Regions from separate parts of the Homo sapiens genome. Here region 1 is linked to region 2. Evidence: chromatin contacts called from ENCODE Hi-C or POLR2A ChIA-PET data. All regions are on one chromosome and are shown on one strand. The core of a region is the stretch at or near the end of the contact, and the rest is flanking DNA. Distances in the headings are between cores, read along the strand shown.

Evidence for each region. Hi-C counts contacts between places; a loop is a spot of excess contacts on that map. ChIA-PET counts read pairs that join two places held with the same protein, here RNA polymerase II (POLR2A). Pooled maps may share reads with other maps.
Region 1: a map of CD4-positive, alpha-beta memory T cell shows a loop between it and region 2 (15-fold over the local background). The contact joins the promoter of U2AF2 here to the promoter of PPP2R1A in region 2. A Hi-C loop is called at or near these places in 1 of 168 maps with a recorded cell type or tissue (CD4-positive, alpha-beta memory T cell) and 7 of 50 pooled maps. POLR2A ChIA-PET finds 5 or more read pairs at or near these places in 1 of 52 experiments (B cell).

The regions. Positions count from the first base shown.
Region 1 is chr19:55,653,778-55,659,956 of GRCh38, reverse strand. U2AF2 (U2 small nuclear RNA auxiliary factor 2) reads right to left here and starts at 4,922. Exons shown (of 12, transcript NM_007279.3): 1 at 4,804-4,922; 2 at 612-747. The coding sequence starts at 4,852. RefSeq lists enhancers at 4,097-4,176, 5,127-5,796 and silencers at 4,537-4,676, 4,887-4,936, 5,027-5,076.
Region 2 is chr19:52,187,723-52,194,278 of GRCh38, reverse strand. It overlaps PPP2R1A (protein phosphatase 2 scaffold subunit Aalpha), which reads right to left and starts at 4,227. Exons shown (of 15, transcript NM_014225.6): 1 at 4,105-4,227. The coding sequence starts at 4,182. RefSeq lists enhancers at 4,012-4,251, 3,702-4,669, 4,582-4,801, 4,812-4,861, 4,892-5,021 and 3 more.

The DNA of each region.
Region 1 (6,179 bases), core at 3,673-6,172, 3.5 Mb before region 2:
GACCAGTCTCTAGCTGGAGAAACTGAGCCGGGAGGAGGCAGGAGGACTTCCGCCTATCCTGCCCTTCCTCACCTAAGGAGGCAGAGAACAGAAAGGGGAGCCTAGAAGGGAAGAGGCGGTGGAAACCGACACCCCTGGGCCAAAAAGTCAGCCCAGGCTGTGGATACTGCCTCGGTCCCAAGAGCTCCCTTCTCCTGGGAGGCAGGGAAGAAAGAAACTGGAGGCAGAGACCAACCCCCTCGAAGAGAGTCCCACAGAGAGCCACAGAGAGTCGAAAAGAAGGAACAGGCCCTCAGAGTCAGAGACAGAGAACAACCCCTTGTGAAGGAAAACACAGAATCAATTCCCAGGCTCCAGATAAAGAGCCTATTGCCCCCAGCAACCCACCAGCAACCACCAAGACAGAAAATGAAAGAAACCCCAGAAACGGGGGAAAAAATCGGAATCCAAGACAGACCAAGCAGTAGATCCCTCCCCCAGATCCACACAAAGAACGAACGAGCCACACAGGGCCCGGACCCAGACACAGACACACACAGGCCACCCACAGGCCGGCCAACACCGACCCCCCGACTCCCAGGCTGGCCCAGGGGATCCCTGAGCCCTAGTACCTGCGTCGTCGCCTGTCCCGGGAGGCGCTCCGCTGGTCCCGGTTGCGCCGGTCGCGGCTCCGGCTCCGGCGTTTGCGGTCCCGGCTCCGAGAGCGGCTGTGGCTGCGCTTCCGATGCCGGTTCTCCTTGTCCCGCTCTGGGCAAGGGTGAGAGGAGGGGCACGGGATAAGCGGAGTAAGGATGCGGGCCCAGCCCACCCTGCGCGCTGGTGGCTATGTCCCAAGCCCCAGGGAGGCCACCCCCAAAGGGAAGGGATTCAATGGAGGAAGGGAATTAACAGGCCTCCTGGGTCCACAAGCGAGTCCAGGGACCATGAGGGGACCAGGGGGACGGGGCCTGGAAATGCCCCCGGGGTGTAAGATACCTGAGGATGCTCAGGAGGAGCTGGGGAGCCAGAGAAGACAGAGGAGGCTGGCTCCTGGTCCCCCTCGAGGGCTGAGGGGCCTGACCCCAGGGTCGTCCCTGAGAGGGGCAGGGCTAGAGGCTGGGGAATCAAGAGACCCAATGATGTTTTCCTGAAGGGACCCAGCGACCCCTCAGGAAAGACCTCTGCAACTAGCTGGCACCCACAGCCCCACCATCAGGACTAGGGGTCAGGTGCCAGGCAGGATCTGATATCCCCAGGAAGCAGGGAAACTCAACCCATCCCTTCCCAAGCCGGTGAATAATGCAGAAGCAAGCACCCTTCCCAGGGGAAGAGAAGGGCCTCGGAGAATCTGCAGACTGAAGGGGAAAGAGGCCCTCCTCTCCTTCAGCAGGTCAGGGGAGGAGCTTGCCCCATCCAGACTTGAATCCCAAACCACTTGAATCTCTCAGCCTCACTCCCTTCAAAGCCAAGTACTGAAGAGACTGTAAAGGCGTGAGTAGGGGCGGGTATCTCTGCCAGCCTCCAGCAGGCTCCCTCAACCCTCTATTTGCCTGAGGTAGCCACTAGGAACGGAGCCTCACTGGCAAAACCACAGAAACCTCTGCTCTCACCAGACCCTTCAACCCCTGAAGAGAGACCGGCCCTTCAAGATGGAGGATAAACCATGAGCATGGGGGGGCGGGGGGGTTCATGAGCACCGCCACACCATTTCCTTAATTCAAAGACACCCAGATTTCTCAGCTAGCCATGAAGCACACACACAAAACAGATGCACACGTTAAGGTGCTTATATATGTTAACACGCATCTCCTGGAGTGATCATCCCTGGGGACAAGAGGAGGAAAGGGCACTGAGGGAGGATGTTAAACTTCAGCCTCACCCACAGTGTTTTGTCTCACGTTTTTGCGATGCAATGTGAATGTCTGGAAAAGCATCACAATTCCAAAACCACCAACACTCAGAAAAATATGCACCCAGCAGGGAAAAAAACAGCAACAAATATTGAGATGCTTCCTACAACCGGAATCTGTACTAAATTGTTTTGTTTGTTCTTAATCCTCACTACTGCTTCGGAAAAACACTGCTGGGGGCTGACATAATGGGTAAGGAAACTAAGGTATAGAGAGATCACAATTACCAAGGTCAAACAGCTAGGAAATGGTGACACCAGAATTTAAACACTCTGACATCAGTGAGTTAAGCACGAGGCCATACTCTCGAATGTGGATCAGGCAGAACACTCAGGTCTGGCTAGAACCATTAATGACAATATAATTGTCCCCTTGAAGGCCAAAAACCCCAAAATCAAAAACTGAAATTGGGAGGAACAATCGGCAGGACAGGCCAGCAGTGTAGAGCAGCGGGCACACAGGCACGGCACTGGGCACAGCTCCTCGCTTATAAGATGGACAGGCTGTGAGCCCCAAGAGCCCTTTCTGCTGCTAAGGCTCTGAAACAGGCAAGCAGGCAGACAGGAACCCACGCAGAGAAAGCAATGATGCCCGCTGGGTGCCTGGGATATAGACAAGGAAATTCCCTGTAGATACAGGTAGCAGAGGAAAGGACTGAAGCAGAAGGCGACACGTACAGAAGCTGGCCCGTCCTCCGCAGAGACAAAGACTACAGGCAGTGACACGCGGGCAGAGCTTCCCCTATGGCAAGAACCCTCTCCCACACACTGATGCTGGACAGGTAAAAACAATGAGAGCTTCGTTTGCTCAAAACACTGTATTGTGGTCATCTTATGGGAGCAGCTCCGCCAACCCAGGAGCCGTGCCAGGTCTCAGGGACTGCCCTACCAGCACCAAAAGGGAAACCCCGGGAGAACCGGTGAAGCACCATCTGAGAGCCTCAAAGAACCGCCCAATCAGCTCCACTTGGTCCAGCAGAGTGGAACTTGGCCTTGCAGCCAGAGCTCAGAATCAGTACCTGCTTTTCTGCTTATGAACAACAAAAACCATGCAAAAGCAACTTAGCCTTTAAGACTTGGTTTTCTCTTTAAACGAGGGTCGTATCTACTCCATCCAGGTGTTGTGTGGCAGAATGACATTTGGAAAGCACCTTTTCCTGCCCTTTCCCAACTCTGACACAATCTCTGTGAGCGGAAGACCCTCCTCTCTAAGCATGGAATTTTACAATTGCAAATATCGCTTACTGCACACCCAGTGTACGCAAAGCCACATGCCACACACTTTACATGTTACCCCATTTAATCTCAGCTCTGCCTCTGACTAGCTGAGCCCTGAGAAAGTTTTTAACTTTTCTGAGCCCTCAGTTTCCTCCCCAGTAGAGGTGGAAATCATTTTGGCCTCACAAGGCTGTTAAAAGGATCCACTTAGTAAAACATGCTAAGAGTTTAGCGAAGAGCCTGGCACACGGTAAGCGCTCAGAGTTTAACTACATCTATCGTTACTATCATCCTTTTTAATCTTCTCAAAATCCGGTAACAAGAAAATAATAATCAGTCTACAAATGGAAAAAAATATATAAACGTATTAAAAGCAGTTACTAAACGACAAAGCAGGTATCTAAACTTCCTGATGTGCTCAACTCCAAAGCCTATGCTCTTGAGCAGTCCATCAACTAAGACAGAGTCAGACCCTCAGTAAACGTTATTGCTTCCCCAGGACACTGTTTCCTAATACAGCCCCTACCCAACTCTAGCCCGGGTTCAAAGGAAAATTCCTCAGCCCTCATTTCGTCCTCCGAACGAGCTAGGAACATGGGCAGCTGAAGCCTGAAAAGAAACAAGTCTCCAATCTTCCCTGGTCCTGTATTTCTTCACAAACTGAAACACGGAGGATTTTTAAAGCGTCTTAACAACTCTCCCACTTCTAATATTATTGGAATCCCTAAGATCAGGGCCCCAGGCTTTTTGTTCTAACCCATCACAATTTTCGATACCCTGAAGGGAACCTGCCTCCCACCTTCCCCGTAAGTGAAGAGTTTAGCGCAGTGGGCCAGATCCCTCTTCCTCCCTCAGAACCTGTTTTCTTATCTCTATATTGAGATCTGAGACTGAGTATTATCAGGTGCCCTGAGATTGGGATTGTAAATGATTTGAGGTTTGTCTCAAACACTCCATATCGCGATTCTCGGGACCGCCAAAAGCCCCGCATATGCAGGATGTGTGCGTGCGGACACTCAAAGAATGCAGATGCTTTTAGGCAACATGTGCCAAACACGTTAATATGAGGCGCCCCACTACCAACAGACGGGGCAGAAACCACCTGGCGGGAGAGATCAGAGCAAATCAGCAAAAAGGAAAAGGGGTACGCGAGGGGCCCGTGGCCTCCAAGCATCCGCCGAAACGGCTCTGCCCTCATCCACGTGAAGGAAGGAAAGGGGCCCCCCCACCAAGTTCTCACAACCGCCATTTTGGAAACAAAGGGGGCGTGGAGACGCTGCCGTGGGCCCGACCGGAAGCGGAAGTGCCAAGGCAGCGGGAGAAAAGAGATTACGGGGACTAACATAATCTCCTTTTCAGAGAAACCAAAAAGATTTTAAAAAACAAAAGTTCACGTCGAGGCATCTGGCGCGCTCGTGCCGCGTCCCCCGCGCCACCTCCGCCAGGACCACGTGGGGCGCAGGGACAGCCGCCGTGCGCATGCGTCACGGGCCCGCGCCCCGCCGCCCCCTTCCCCTCGCCTAGCGCGCGGCGGAACGCTGGGGACGTCACGTGAACGAGGCGCGCGCCACGGAACCAGGGTTGGGGGGCGCCGCGCGGCCGTGAAGTGGGGGGAAGCGAGGGAGAAAATGGCGGGGGGGCAAAGAGCGACGCGAGGAGCCGCCCACACCTCCGCCCCGCGACCCCGGTGCCCTCACCTTGTTTATTCTCGTTGAGCTGCCGCTCGAACTCGTCGAAGTCCGACATGCTGAGGCGGCCGCGTAGGGCCCTGTGCAGCTTTCGCCTCGCCTTGCCGCCCGCTCCAGCCGCTTCGGCTACTTCCGCCGCTGGCTTCGGCTACTTCCGGCCGCCGCCGGCGCTTCGCCACCTCCTACCTAATCAAGCCTCCGGCAGCCCTCCCCGCCCCGCCCGGGCTCCGCCCCCTCACCCGCCCGCCCGCCCGCGAGCTTGCCCCTCCCCCCGAGCCTGGCTCCGAAGCGCCTCGGCTATCTCCGGATACTGGACGAAGGCGAAGCAGGCGGCCGCTTCGGCTGCTTCCGAAAACACCCGAACGTAGGGTTTCGCCGACTTCCCAGGTTTCCGTAACTTTTCCGAGATTATCTCCTCAACGTTCGGAGGTTTCCGTGTGTCCTCGTGTGCCACTGCGCCCAGTCCCCTCTGCGAGTTCGGGTTCTTCCAACAATTCAATCCGTCCCAGTCTTTGGCTTCTTCCACGGACTTGCTCCGATCTTCTCCGCCGGCCCTGTCCAAGCAATCGGCCACTTCCGACAATCCTAACCGTCCCGGCCTTCGGCTCTTTCCGGAGATTTCCGGATCTCGCCCTCGGGCCCCTCCTGGGATTAAGCTCGAGTCCGTGTTTCGGCTCTTTCCGGAGATGCCACTTGCTCACGCCTCCGATCAGAGAACTTCGGCTCCTTCCGCCACCGCTTCGTGAAGGCCTCACTCTCCGGGGACAGCTTCGACTTTTTCCGTGGGTACCTCGGCTCCTTCCGGCTTCGGGAACGGAAAAGGGAAGGAGAACAGAGACGAGATGGATCAGGGGAAGGGATAGAGAAGGGGACGAGGTCCTAGTTCTCGGCACCTGGCTCTCCGGGTGGGGAAAGTGAAAGAAAAAAAGGGCCGGCCTCGCGGAGGGCCTGAGAAGGTTGTGCCAGACAAAAGCAGCAAGAGGGATGAAGGGTGCGCGCGACCGCTGCGGAGGTTGCCAGCGCGGCTTTTTGCGCCTGCGCAGGGTGGAAGCCGCGGGTGAGGGGAAACAGGCTTCTGCGCCTGCGTAAAAGTCGTTCTGTGGCGCGCTCTCCCACTGCTCCCGTGAAGGGGGTTGCGGGGACCAGGTTTCAGTCCCCATTGCGCGTGCGCGAGATTTCCCTTACAACGGTGAAAGTGCTTAATCCCCAGCCGTTAAATCCGGCCACCCTCTTGGTTGTCTCGGCAACCACATCAACGCGCTCCGGCTCTTCCCGCCGCGCAGGCGCGGCAGACGGATCATCTGGCATTACTTCCGGGAGACAGATGATCTGGCGTTACTGCCCCCTGGCGGCCCAACGGAAGTATCCTCCAGACTTGGCCTGGC
Region 2 (6,556 bases), core at 2,978-5,477:
TTTGTACCAACTATTCCCTCTGCCCAGACTGCTCTTCCACGACCTGTTCATTTCATTCAAATCCTTGTTCAACATCACTTCCTCAGAGCAGCTTTCTCTAACCTCCCTATCTAACAAAGCAGCCCCAGGTGCTTGCTCTATTCCCTGTACCTGTCTTATTTTGTTCTTTTTTTTTTTTTTTTTTTTTTTTGGAGACAGGGTCTTGCTGTCGCCCAGGCTCTCACCGCAGCCTCGATCTCCCTGGTTCAAGCAATCCTCCGACCTCAGTCTCCTGAGCAGCTGGGACCAAGGCCTGTGTCATCACACCAGCTAATTTTTTTTTTTTTTTTGGTAGAGACAGGGTCTCACTTTGTTGCCCAGGCTGGTCTTAAACTCCTGGGCTCAAGCGATCCTTTCACCTTGGCCTTCCAAAGTGCTAGAATTGGCCAGGGGTGGTGGCTCATGCCTGTAATCCCAGCACTTTGGGAGGCAGAGGCGGGCAGGGAGTTTGAGACCAGCCTGGCCAACATGGTGAAACCCACTCTCTACTAAAAATACAAAAATTAGCTGGATGTGGTGGTGGGCGCCTCTAATCCTAGCCACTCAGGAGGCTGAGGCAGGAGAATCACTTGAACCCGGGAGGCGGAGGTTGCAATGAGCAGAGACGGCCTGGACGACAGAGTGAGACTCTGTCTCAAAAAAAATAAAATAAAATAAAACCAAAGTGTTACAATTAGGCTTGAGCCACCACGTCCAGCAATTTTTCTTCTTAGCAATTACTGCCACTGACATCCCACTACAGATCTACTATCTGTCTCCCAAACCAGAATGTAAACCCCACAAGGGCAGCTTTGCTGTTTTGTTCCCTACTGTATGTCTAGTATCTAAAACAGAGTCTGGCACACAGGAGGTGCTGATAAATATTTGCTGAACAAATAAATCAAGACTACAGGATTTCATGTCCCATGTTCCTTCTAGTATCCTGAACTGTCTCAGACACAATTAAAATGTCTGGCATATGAATATAATCAGCAACCGTGTGTCCCACCCCAGATTCTATTCCACCCTTAGGTCCTACTTCCTTTCCTGGCTCCTTCATTTCTCAGCTGCACAGCTTTGGCCATGTTATTTATGGTGCTTCAGTTTCCTCATCTGGAAAATGTGGACAAGGACAGGACCTACTTCAAAGAGTGATTGTGAGAATTCAGTAAGATCGTCAGTGATATTCCTCTGTACTGTACCTAACATAGAGCAAGCACCCAATAATTTGTTACGCAGATGGTTTAAGTCAGAGGTCAGCAATTTTTTCCCTGCAAAGGGTTAGACAGCAAATATTTGAAGCTTTGCGGCCATCTCTGTTACAACCATGCAACTCTGGGCTGTAGCACAAAAGCAGCCATAGGAGCTTCCAGACAGATGAACACCTCGCGGTTCCTGGGGGGTGGAATGCCTAGGGAGGGCATGGAAGCTCCACACAACTTCCCCCACACCTCACCCTGCATGTGTCTTCATCTGTATCCTTTGCAATATTCTTTAGAATAAACCGGTAAGCTGCCTAGCTCTGATCCTGGCACAAAGACATCTCCCTACAAATGTCTGCTGGTTAGTGGATGGATGGATGAATGAAAAGATGGGAGGATAGATAGCTGAAGGAAGTGATCCTGGAGTTAAAAAAAACAAAAAACTGGCCGGGCATAGTGGCTCACGCCTGTAATTCCAGCACTTTCGGAGGCCGAGGCAGGAGGATCACCTGAGATCAGGAGTCTGAGACCAGCCTGGCCAACACCGGGAAACCCAGTCTCTTCTAAAAACACACACACAAAAATCAGCCAGGCGTGGTGGCCTGCGTCTGTAGTCCCAGCTACTCAAGAGGCTGAGGCAGGAGAATTGCTTGAACCCGGGAGGTGGAGGTTGCAGTGAGCAAAGATCGCGTCAGTGCACTCCAGCCTGGGAAACAGAGCAACAAGACTCCGTCTCAAAAAAAGAAGAAAAAAAAAAAAAGGCCATTACATATCTGTTCCCTCTTCCTGGGAGGCTCTCCCCCACCTTCTTTCAATCTCTTCTCAAACTCTGCATCCTCAGAGGGGCCTTGCCTGATTGGCCTTCTTAAAATGGATCTGCCCCACCCCACTTTGTACTTGCTGTGCCCTCTGCTTTCAGGCGTGTTCTCAAACAGGATCTCAACAAGGCCTCCCCTGACCACACTTTAAAACTGCATGCCCTATATATACCCCATCTCTCTTATTTTTATTTGTCTCCCTAATGCTTATCCCCAGTATACTCTGTTTATTGTCTGTCTCTCCTCACTACAAAATAAACTCCCCAAGGCCTAGAGTTTTTTCTGTCTTGTTCCTGCTATATACCAGTGCTTAGAACAGCGCCCTGCACAGAATAGAGGCCCAATTCAATATGGATTCGCTACCACTACATCCTATTTGTTTCCTTCCCATCACTTTTCAAACACTCATCTATTCAGCTCTGCTGACCTGTTTCACATCTGGATCCTGTATAGCAACTGGTGTCTCCACTATATCCCCAGCATCATATCTCATACATGGCATATATTTACTGAACAAAAGAATTCATACAACCGCCCTATGAACTAGGTAATTAACCCCATTAAAGAGAAGAGGAAACAGGCCTAGAGAGATTAACTAACTTGCCCTTGTCAATCAGTAACAAGTGGAAGGGCCGGGAATACAACCACAACCTGTATGCCACCAGAAACAGTGATATACCAGGAACCTAGGAGGCGAGACCCACGTTTGGCAGGTTACCCAGTGCACCTTGTCCAATTTTATAAATGGGAAAACAGACCTAAAGGGAGGATGGGACCTCTTTAATCACCACTCCCAATAATTACAGCTAATATTTATCGAGCCCTTACAACAGGCCTGACACCATTCTACTTTTTATTTGTGTCATAATTCGTTCAGTCCCTCACAAGTCCCTCCAGCAAGACCAGGACTACAATTAGCCCATATTTTATGGAACACAGAGACCCAAAGCGGTGAAGTAATTTGCACAAGGTCACACAGCAGGTGGGAGGTGGACTTGCAGTTCTAACTGTTCTCAATCCCACACCAGCCCGGCTCAGAGCCTTGGGTCACCTCATCCCATAACCAGGAATGTTCATCCGGGCTGGGCGCGGTGGCTCACGCCTGTAATTCCAACACTTTGGGAGGCCGAGGCGGGTGGATCGCTTGAGGTCAAGAGTTCCCGACCAAGCCTGGCCAACATGGTGAAACCCCGTCTCTGCTAAAAATACAAAAATTAGTCGGGCGTGGTGGCTCGCGCCGGTAATCGCAGCTAATTAGGGAGCTGAGGGGCGAGGATGGTTTGAACCCGGTATGCAGAGGTTGCACTGAGCCGAGATCGCGCCACTGCTCCCCAGCCCCAGCCTGGGCGACACAGAGACTGTCTCAAAAAAAAGAAATAAATAAATGTTCATCTGCTTAGCAAATCCCTCAACCCCTATCCTGGTCAATGGGAGGATCCGGGGAGATGGGGAGGCGGGTTTCTACAACCTAATTCGCTCCTAAACTTGGCTAGTCCCCACCTTTGGTGGGGGGGTGTTTTTGCGTCCCCGTCCTCTTAGGACACCTAAACCAAAATGAGAGGCGGAGGAAGAGCAGGAATTAGGATGGCAGGCCTTCGCCTCTCGGTCCCCACTTGGCCCAGCAGTCGAAACCCAGAAAACAAAAAAACCTTCCCAGGTCCCGACCCACCCGGCGGCCCTCCCCTACTTGGAGCAAGTCATGCGCGCCCCACATCCCCAAGAGGCCATTCAGAGGCCGCCGCCAATCACGGAGTCCTCCTCTCTCCCAGACCCAGTCCGCAGACCCCAGCCCTGGCCACAACCTCCCAGGACCGCGGACCGCCGCGCGCACAGGGCAGGCCCGGGACCCTCGAGGCTAGCGCTGGCCCCCGCCCTCCACTGGGCCGACACCCAATCGGGAGCGCCGTCTCAAGGAGTCCGGGCAACCGGGGAGATAAGAGACGCACGCTGATTGGCCGTCGCCCCCTTCCGCCACTCCCAGCGAACGCTGAGTCTTCTCCGCGAGGGCCGCCCGTGCCCCCAGGTACCCCTCCGCGTCTTCCCCAAGTCCCCCGTAGCCTCCGGACCTGAACGTCCTCATTGCGGAGTTCGTCTATGAGCACCGCGATGGGGTACAGCGAGTCGTCGCCGTCGGCCGCCGCCATCTTGGCTCCGTCCCTTTCCTGTCAGACTGCGGCCAGCGCTGTGCTGAAACGTGGGGGGGGCAATGCTGGGAGAAGAAGGAAGGGCGGGCGTGGGGGCGCCCGAGCCAGTTTACAGGGGCTGCTCCACGGCCATTGGCCGCGCTACCCAGGGCTAAGCTCGCGTTTCTTTGGTCCGGACTTGTGAAGTCCCGCCCACTTCCGATTTGCCATTGGTCGAGTGAACAAGATTTGACTAGTTTGAGCCTAGGAGAGGGGGAAGAAAGCGGAAGTTAGCCGTGTCCTAGCGACCAAGATTGTACCCGCCCTGGTCGCTGCTAACAACGACCGAGACGAGCAGTAGTTTCTAGCCAATGAGGGGCGACATGGGGAGGAGGCTAAGCCTGCCCTTTCTTGAGTCCCCGGGAAGGCTTCTGCGCGTGCGTCGGTGGTAATACGTGACGTCCTGTGGGGAGCTGGAGGGTGTGCAGGTTTTGGGTTACCAGGCCGTGGTTCCGCTGGCTGGCTGGCTGGCTCTCCGCGCCGTTGCGCGGCAGGAGGAGGGAGTGAGACTTTGATTTGTGCTTGATTTATGCCAAGGCCCAGAGAAGGGAGCGACTTGCCCTTCTCTCTTTTTTCTTTTTCTTTCTTTTTTTTTTTTTTTTTTTTTTACTTTTTTAAAGACAGGGTCTCGCTCTGTTGCCCAGACTGTAGTGCAGTGGCAGGATCTTGGCTCACTGCCGCCTGGACCTCCCCGAGCTCAAATGATCCTCTCGCCTCAGCCTGCAGAAATAGCTGGGACTATCGGCGCGCGCCGCTAGGCCCGGCCAATTTTTAAAAAAATGTTTGTGGAGACCGAGTCTCACTGTGTTGAGCTCAGTTGCCTTGCTGTTTGGATGAAACCCAAGCCCCTCGGGCTGGTATTCAATACCCTGTCTAGGCGCGTCTCCCATCTGTTTTTTACCTTTTATCTGATGTCCTGGAGAATTACAGCTGCCTGAGCACTTCTTGCGTTTTCATGCCAGCAAGCCTCCTTGCCCAAGCTGTGCGTTCTGCTAGGGGTGCCTTTCATATTCACTTCTGAGATCTCTGCATAAATGCCTCCCCTTTACTCCCTTTCCTCTCTGTCTTCAGGCTCTGTTCTCTAGGCTTCCAGAGCCACAGAACCCCTCTCTCTGTCTCTCCAGTCCCATCTATCTCTCTGTCTCTCCAATCCCATCTCTCTCTCTCTCTCTCTCCAATCCAATCTCTCTCTCTGTCTCTCAATCCCAGAGCCTGGGCTGTGACTATGTATTCGAATTTGTTTCCTCCATAGAGTGGGAGCAGGATTGGATCTGACTAATCTCTGTTTTTAACCTCTTCAACACAGCCCTACCCCCCCACCGCAATCTTAGGACCACTCTAACTGAGGGAGTTGAATGGGGATGGGAAGGCCTGGGATGCTCTTTCCTCCTTTATTCTGCTACTTGAAGGGCTAGGCTGAGCTAGCACTCTGACAGATCTGAATACCCACAGCATCTATTTCTTTTTTCTTCTTTTTCTTTTTCTTTTTTTTTTTTTGAGACGGAGTCTCGCTCTGTTGCCCAGGCTAGAATGCAGGGGCCCGATCTCGGCATACTACAGCCTCTGTCTCCTGGGTTCAAACAATTATCCTGTCTCAGCCTCCAGAGTACCTGGGATTACAGGCGCCTACCACAACGCCCGGTTAATTTTTGTATTTTTAGTAGAGACGGGGTTTCACCACTTTGGGCCAGGCTGGTCTCAAACTCCTGACCTCAGGGTGATCTGCCTGCCTTGGCTTCCCAAAGTGCTGGGATTACAGGTGTGAGCCACCGCACCCGGCCTTTTTTTTGAGGCGGAGTTTCGCTCTTGTTGCCCCGGCTGAAGTGCAGTGGCTCAATCTCTGCTCACTGCAACCTCCACCTCTCGGGTTCAAGCGATTCTTCTGCCTCAGCCTCCGGAGTAGCTGGAATTTACAGGCATGAGCCACCACGCCCGGCTAATTTTGTATTTTTAGTAGAGACGGGGTTTCACCGTGTTGGCTGTCTTTGGTCTCGAACTCCTGACCTCAGGTGATCCGCCCACTTGGACTTCCCAGAGCGCTGGGATTACAGGTGTGAGCCACCGTGCCCGGCCCAGCATCTATTTCAAATACCCTTACCCACTGCAGTTAGGAAACTGCTGCTCATAAAAGTGGGGATGGGGTTGAATATTTCAGTCCCAGCCCTCCCTATTCCCAGGACTCCTCTCAGCCCCAAGGTCTCTGAGGCTAGGGATCTTTTTAGCTATGCGTGCCTGTCTTGGTGTCAGGCTGCTTGGGATGTTGGGCTGGTGGCCTTTGAAGTGCTTAGGGCCTAGGAATTTTCAGAGGCTTAAATGAGGCATTATAAATCTCAGA